3 separate regions of the Homo sapiens genome follow, and all the other regions are linked to region 1. A link is a loop called in an ENCODE intact Hi-C map of the cell type or tissue named here. Cell type or tissue: endothelial cell of umbilical vein. All regions are shown on one strand.

Region 1 (2,500 bases):
ATCCACAAACTCCCCTGCCACATCCAGATGATGCTTAGTGAAAAGAAACACCTTGTTCCAAAAGCAGAAAAGGAGGATGCACGGAAGAAAAAGATACCCCAGAAGAAACATAAACTTAAGAGACAAACAAATTCAGCCAAAAGAAAATGCAAATAAAAGTTCAAAACAAAACAAAACAAAAAAACCTCTAAAATTCATAAAACACAAAATGACAAACTCTATTAAATATGCCCCTATGATATCTCTTAGATAAAAGTTGGCCGTAATAGAGAAAATGAAGATAGGTGTTGGTGACTGGCAGATTCTGGGTCTACGATGAATCAGAGAAGGATGGTTTTCACTTTGTTTTACATTTTTTTAATGCTTGATGTTGACTTGGTAGAAAGATGATAATAAAGAGATTCTTCTGTCTATGTGTTTCTTTTAGATTACTCATGTGGACTGAAGAAAAAAAATTAAATTTGTTAAAGAAAGTGAGTTTGATTTAGGATTGTGACTGAGGACAATAGCCTGGAAGCAGTTCTGACAGATGGCTGCTATGTAATATTTTGGTTCACAGTTTATAAGAGACATGTGGGCCCTGTGCTCTATCTTGTTTTTTCTTCAAAGCATAATTCTGGAGAGCTGGAGAGTCCCAGAGTCAGGAATGTTATAAAGTCAGGCTGGAAACCAGAAATAAGTAACATGACTAAACATTTGTGTGTTTTTTTGTTTTGTTTTGAGACAGAGTCTCGCTCTATTGCCCAGGCTGTAGTGCAGTGGTGCAATCTCGGCTCTCTGCAACCTCAGCCTCTTTGATACAAACGATTCTTCTGCCTCAGTCTCCCGAGTAGCTGGGATTACAGGTGGGCTCTACCACACCCGGCTAATTTTTGTATTTTTAGTAGAGACGGGATTTCACCATGTTGGTCACGCTGGTCTCCAACTCCTGATCTCAGGTGATCCAGCCACCTCGCCCTCCCAAAGTGCTGGGATTACAGGCTTGAGCCACAGCGCCCAGCCACTACTGCCTCACTTTCATGCAGTTAAATAATCTTGGACACTTCCTCCTCGACTTTATACATACACACTGGAGGAGAGCTTTGCTCGTGTGTTATTCTCGCAGTGGGATTGAGGATGTTTGTCTCATGGAAACTGATGAATGATGTGAGAAGCAGGTGAATAACCTGCAGGGGGCAGCAGAGACCGACGCCAGGGACGGGACGCTGAGGCTAGTATGGATCCTGCCAAGGAGTGAAGTGGAGTTCTGGGTGCTTCCTGGGCAGCCGCCCTCCCCTGCAGGTGGCTTGCAGCTGCTCAGAGCAGATCCAGAAAGAGTGTGGGTTCTGACATGCTGCAGCGCCCTGGAAAGCAGGAGACCCACGTGCAGGTGCACTTCAGGAGTTCTGTCCTTTCTGCGGCTGTACATCTGGAATCTGGGGCGGTTTTCGGGAGCAGTGTTTTGGGTTTGACATGCATAGAGTCCCTGGGGTCAGACTGTAATTTGCATATCTGAAGAAAATCCGTAAAGATCAAGTTCAGGGAAATAACTGTTTGGGACCTCTCCTGGAGAAGGGGCTTATGCAGTTGACAGTTTATTTAGGTCAGAAGCTTAAAATCACCAAGTGAGAGTTTTCTGCCGATGAAGATGAAGGTCTGGAAGGAGGGAGAGTTTCCACACTGTGAGGTGGGGTGAGATGTGTGAAAGCCTTGGCCATGTCTCATCCCTAATTCCGGGCCCCTGAAGGACAACTGCCTCTCCTTCTTGGTGCAGTCGTGCCTGGCCTGATCTGGGCTCCCCTTCCTGCTCTGAGGTCAGCACATCGCTCCATTGGACACTCAGTCTGGAATTCCCTGCACACACTTACAACCCTGTGCAGGACGAAGAAGCACTGACAGCCCATTGAATGAGGAAGAAGATAGTGCCCTGTGTAAAAATCAGGAGCAAATTTGGCTGAAAAGAAAATATCCAATGACCAGGGCTCAGGGAAGGAGTTGTCCCTTAGAGAGAAGCTGTGGCTAGAACCGATCAGTCCGGCTTTGCAGGGCTCGTTACCCAGGGCTTCTGCCGTCACTCAGTTCTGAGGGGGCGGGGCCTTGTACCTTGTCCAATCAGAAGCGCCGGGGCGGAGCCCGGCCAACGGTCCGTCCGGAAGGAGGAGGCCCATTCCAGCTTCTACTTTTGTTGCTATGCAGGTTGTTGTCGGGATACCAGATTTCCTACTCCGAGAGGCCCCGGGTCCCTCTGCCACAACTTCTGTCGCTCTGCCGCCTGCACCGTGACCCGCACTATTCACGGGAGCCCTAGAGAGGACACCGGGACACCCAGAAGCCGGGAAATGGTGAGTGTATGGGGCCGGAGTCCCCAGACGGGGGAGGGGCTGGGTGGAACCGGCCGGAAGCGGCTGTGGTGGGATCTGGGCCTCCTCGCCGCGCCTCCTGGATCTGGGACCCGAATCCCTCTGTCTCAGCTCGTCCCTGCGTCCCCTCGGCCGCAGGGTGCGGCTGGGCCGGCAGCCGG
Region 2 (2,500 bases), 330 kb after region 1:
AGAAATTATGATTTAGGCAGGCCGGGCGCGGTGGCTCATGCCTGTAATCCCAGCACTTTGAGAGGCTGAGGCAGGTGGATCACGAGGTCAGGAGTTCAAGACCAGCCTGGCCAACATGGTGAAATCCTATCTCTACTAAAAATACAAAAATTAGCCAGGAATGGTGGCGCATGCCTGTAATCCCAGCTACTTGAAAGGCTGAGGCAGGAGAATTGCTTGAACCGGGAGGCAGAGTTTGCAGTGAGCCAAGATCGTGCCACTGCATTCCAGCCTGAGACACAGTGAGACTCCATCTCAAAAAAAAAAAAATTATGTTTTAGCCATCTTTTTTTGAGACGGGGTCTCACTCTGTCGCCCAAGCTGGAGTGCAGTGGTGCGATGGCTACTCAATGCAGCCTCAACCTCCCAGACTCAAGCAATCCTCCCACCTCAGCCTCCTAAGTAGGTGGGACTACAAGTGCCTGCCACCATGCCTGGCTAGTTTTTTATTTTTGGTAGAGATGAGGTCTCATTCGGTTGTTCAGGTTGATCTCAAACTCCTGAGCTTAAGTGATCCTCCAGCCTCAGCCTCCCAAAGTGTTGGGATTACAGGTGTGCGCCTGGCCTCTTGGGCATCTTCATTGCTCCACACCTTACAATGATAAATTCAATATTCTGTGAATATTTCCTGGAGAAATTAGCACAGCCATAACTTGTGATAAGGTAAATCAGGTGTTGAAATTTGAACATTCCTGGAAACTTCATTTAATAAACCTAATTTTGCTTATGTGTGAAAGTATTCATACATATTCATTGTTCAGACACAGATAACCATGGCAAGATGAGGTGCTATGAAAAACTATGTTGGGACAACAGGTACTATCAAGGATTATCACTGGCAAACCGGGACACATGGTCAGATGATTTCTGAGGCAGTTTTGTACCTTATGTAAAGGTAGAAAGTGTTGGAACTAGAAGACATCGAGCTGGAGTCAGTTGCAGAATTGATGCTTTGCTTGGCATGTGGGGGACACTTCTCAAATATTTGCATTTGGTCACAGAAGTATTCCGTGTTGTGTGAGAGCAGAGGAAAAAGAGTAGACTTTTTTTCCACTCTTAAGTCTCAGCACAACTCAGAAATCCAGTCCCCCAGACAGGATGTGTGGATGTTAAAGTCGCCCTCACCACAAGAGGGAGCTTCATTGACTTCCCCTATCTGGAAAATGGCTCAAAGGTGTTTTCTAAAAGACTTTTTAATGTAAGGCATATCAGTTATTAGAAATAAAGGTAGGACAGGTGTGGTGGCTCACACCAGTAATACCAGCATTTTGGAAGGCCAAGGTAGGAGGATCGCTTGAGGCCAGGAGTTTGAGACCAGCCTGGGCAACATAGTGGGACCCTGTCTCTACCCGAAAAAAGAAAAAAAGTTAAGGTAACATCACTGAATTTGGTTTCATTTACATGATTTTTCTTTTCTTTTCTTCTTTCTTTCTTTCTTTCTTTCTTTCTTTCTTTCTTTCTTTCTTTCTTTCTTTCTTTCTTTCTTTCTTTCTCTCTCTCCCTCTCTCTCTCTCTCTTTCTTTCTTTCTTTCTTTCTTTCTTTCTTTTTTTTTTTTTACAAGGTCTCCCTCTGTCACCCAGGCTGGAGTACAGTGGTGCAAACAGAGCTCACTGCAGCCTTGATCTTCCGGACTCAAGCAATTCTCCCACCTCAGCCTCCCAAGTAGAGCCTGGGACCACAGGTGTGCGCCACCAAGCCCAGCGAATTTTTGTATTTTTTGTACAGATGGGGTTTCACTGTGTTGCCCAGACTGCTCTCCAACTCCTGGCCTCAAGTGACCCTCCCACTTTAGCTTCCTAAAGTGCTGGGATTACAGGTTCTGAGGCACCATGCCTGGCCAATTTAATTTTTCATAGATTGATTTTTAAAAAGTAATGAACCTGGCTGGGCATAGTGGTCATGCCTGTAATCCCAGCACTTTGGGAGGCTGAGGTGAGTGGATCACCTGAGGTTGGGAGTTCGAGACCAGCCTAGCCAACATGGTGAAACCCCATCTCTACTAAAAATACAAAAATTAGCTGAGTGTGGTGGTGCATGCCTGTAATCCCAGCTACTAAGGAGGCTGAAGCAGGAGAATCGCTTGAACCTGGAAGGTGGAGGTTGCAATGAGCCGAGATCACACCATTGCACTCCAGCCTGGGCAGCGACAAAGAGAGACTCTGTCTCAAAAAAAGAAAAAGAAAAAGAAAAAGAATAAGCAATAAACCCTGTGAACTTTGATTAGATTTCCCAGATCCTAAAAAGTGCAGTGTAACAAAAAACTGAATGGAAAGAAGTAGGACTAACTGAGGTGAGAGGAAGAACCCTCTGTGGAGGTGACATTTGAGGTGACCTGATATAATGTATTAGTATAAAGAAAATGTTAAAATGAACATTATGGGAGGCCATTGTTTTGGACTGAGCTTCTGCACTAGGCACTTAGAAACCAGATCAGACCAAAATGGAGTCACTCATGCTAAA
Region 3 (2,500 bases), 260 kb after region 1:
TTTTAAATTTTATTTCTCTAGGAACTTCTCTATTTATTATTGAACATCTGTTGAATCCTTTTTCCTTTAATCATTTTTGAAGGGGGTTTCTCTTAAGTTTGGCCGGACATTTGTATGGTAATCAGTTAAATCTAAACATGTGTGCTTCCTTTTTAGATTTGGATCTTTCGTTAAGAAACTTGTTAGGTTAAGCAAATTACTAGTAACATTAAACTATCATTTTTAACAGAATAGCCTCATATTTATACACATGTAATTCTTTTTTGGTGGTACATTTTAACATAGGTGACTTTAAAGAATCAGAGTTCTTTTCTGGTGGATATTTTCACTTTTAACACTGGCCTGACTATAATAAATGCTAGTGGATATATCCGCTGAAAGATTATCTACTTCTTGCTCAGGAAACTTAGCTGCGGGGATGCCAGGCTGCTTGGAGCCATCGCTGAAGCCCCGTATTACTTAGCCTCAGCAAAGTAAGGCAGATATCCTATAATGTAGTTTGCATGGGGCATAGGCTGGGGCCTGGCTCGCATGTCATGCAGAGCTGCCGTCAATACAGTGCCAGGACCTTGGACCAGCCAGTGGGCAGGAGCATGGGCTTTGCCGCTGCAGGGGTGCACTATGGGCCAGACAACGCTGACAACATGTTGCGGCAGATCCTTCATGTTGCTAGCCTGGCAAAAGCCATCTGGTGAATTAGGAGCTTGGAGTTCTTTAGGGGAGAGGGACTTAGGCTGGGGAAGAACAGACTTACTGGGCGATGCCTGAGGGGAAGGGTTGGGTATTAGGTGGGGAATGGTCTAGGGGATCTTGCGAGTTGTTCTTTTTGCTAGGATCCCCCAAGCCCCTTCCTTCACTGTCTTTTTCATTAAAGATGGTTCTATCTTAATAGGGCACATGTACAACTCATTTTCCTCCAAATATTAGTTTTTGACTTGCTCCTTTCAATCCTTGGAGGAGGGGAAAGGACAACTCCTTGCAACTAACATAGGGCATAATTTGTTTCTTCTCAGGAGGCAGGTCTTCTACTAGCAACATTTTCTATTAGAAGTTCACAAATCCATCCCTCATTCGACTTAAATTCTGGCCAGAAAACTAAGGGTTCAAGGATTCGTTCTTGAGTCTAAATGGAACAGCAATATTTTATCACTAATTGCTTTTTCTTATGTTTAGTCTTTTCATTATCTTTCTAATGTTTTAACATGAGACCTAGGGGACTATTAGGGGGGATATCTTTGTTGCTAACTTTGTCTTTTTTGCTTGTAATATTTCCTATACTGGGTCCTGGCTAGGCTCAATCCCTCGTGATAGGAATCTCTTGCCTAGGGGGGCTTGCTGTGGCTCAACCCCTCATATTAAGGATCTCTTGCCTATTTTGGGGGTTCCTTGTGGCTCAGCCTCTCAAATTAAGGATCTCTTGCCTATTTGGGGGGTTCCTTGTGGCTCAACCCCTCATATTAGGAGGTCTTTTGCCTATCCCTCACTGGAAGTGTGGCTAAGGCTCAATTCCACTATCCTTTAGCTCCACCTGCTGGAGGTTCCTTGCACCCTTCTTTCGCTTCATCCACTCTGGCCGCTTCCCTCGCAGGTTTGTTTCAGGTTCCTCTTAGCATTGATGGCAGGTCCGTATAAACCTGTGACAGGACCCCCGCAGGGCTGCCCTAAGCCGTGTGAGGTGACCACAGAACCGCAGATTGGACTCACTCGCTCCGCACAGCAGTAGTGCTTGTTACCATTCATGCACTTTCAACCCCCAGAATGCCCTGACACACCCCTCCGACTACCAAAGAATTACTTTGTTGCCCCTGCAACGTTTCCCACCTTGGTCTGTGCACAGAGTTTACCTGGTCGCTGCGGTATTGCAAGCCTCTCTTCCCCGCGTTGCTGAGAGTCCGGGTTTATTCGTCAAAATGGGTGGGTCTCGATCTCCTGTCCCTGAGGCCACCGCAATGGGGCAGTGGGACGCGTCTCCCCAGGGTAGGGTGACTGAAGAACTCTTCCAAAAGGAGCATGGGGATCTCGGACGATCCCCTAGAATTGTTGGATATAAAATGCTCCCGGAATAAAAGCTTGGTGCCGTGAAGTAAAACCAGCACTCAGGCAAAATTTTAATTCTCTCAGCAAGGCAATTTACTACTGCAGAAGGGTGCCACTCACGTCAATCAAGATCACAAGAGCACAGAGAACAAAGGAGACCAGGAGGTTTTTATCCTTAATGCGGTCCCTATCTCTGTGTTACTCCCCCATGGGCTGGGGTCGGACCGCACAGTCTGAGCTGACCCGATTGGCTGCTTGTACATATTTTTCTAAATATAGAAGGGGAGGGGGATGTGAGGTACAGAGGTGGAGCATGTGAGATGTGCAGTTTTGGGGGAACAATGGGTACAGGTAACCAAGGGAACAGATGTGAGTTATTGATTAGAGCTGATGGGAACGGGGTAGGCTGTTTTAAAGTAACTAGGGGCAAGGAGGAACAGGAAAGTTGAGTTTGAGAACAAAA

What was found. Hi-C counts contacts between places; a loop is a spot of excess contacts. Peaks named below come from ENCODE experiments on the same cell type or tissue, not always from the same donor. Only the 100,000 strongest peaks of a DNase experiment are listed, where the experiment ranks them.
Region 2: it touches region 1 in a loop (5-fold over the local background); 8 of 110 quality-filtered maps call a loop at or near these places.
Region 3: it touches region 1 in a loop (23-fold over the local background); 73 of 110 quality-filtered maps call a loop at or near these places.

The regions. Positions count from the first base shown.
Region 1 is chr19:12,140,001-12,142,500 of GRCh38, reverse strand. It overlaps ZNF20 (zinc finger protein 20), which reads left to right and starts at 2,151. Exons shown (of 4, transcript NM_021143.4): 1 at 2,151-2,321. The coding sequence starts at 2,319. ZNF625-ZNF20 (ZNF625-ZNF20 readthrough (NMD candidate)) reads left to right here. Exons shown (of 8, transcript NR_037802.1): 5 at 2,176-2,321. It also overlaps the pseudogene RPL17P47. RefSeq lists a silencer at 2,365-2,500. In endothelial cell of umbilical vein, a CTCF peak has its summit at 1,169 (motif pointing right); DNase peaks (open chromatin) are centred at 1,190 and 2,090; H3K4me3 peaks cover 744 bases; H3K27ac peaks cover 306 bases.
Region 2 is chr19:11,810,983-11,813,482 of GRCh38, reverse strand. No RefSeq gene overlaps it. Among named protein-coding and RNA genes, the nearest start is that of ZNF440, 2.0 kb to the left of the region's middle. RefSeq lists a silencer at 1,110-1,219. In endothelial cell of umbilical vein, a CTCF peak has its summit at 1,149 (motif pointing right); no DNase peak of the experiment used is centred here.
Region 3 is chr19:11,880,426-11,882,925 of GRCh38, reverse strand. No RefSeq gene overlaps it. Among named protein-coding and RNA genes, the nearest start is that of ZNF69, 6.1 kb to the left of the region's middle. RefSeq lists an enhancer at 1,426-1,605. In endothelial cell of umbilical vein, a CTCF peak has its summit at 1,558 (motif pointing left); a DNase peak (open chromatin) is centred at 1,535.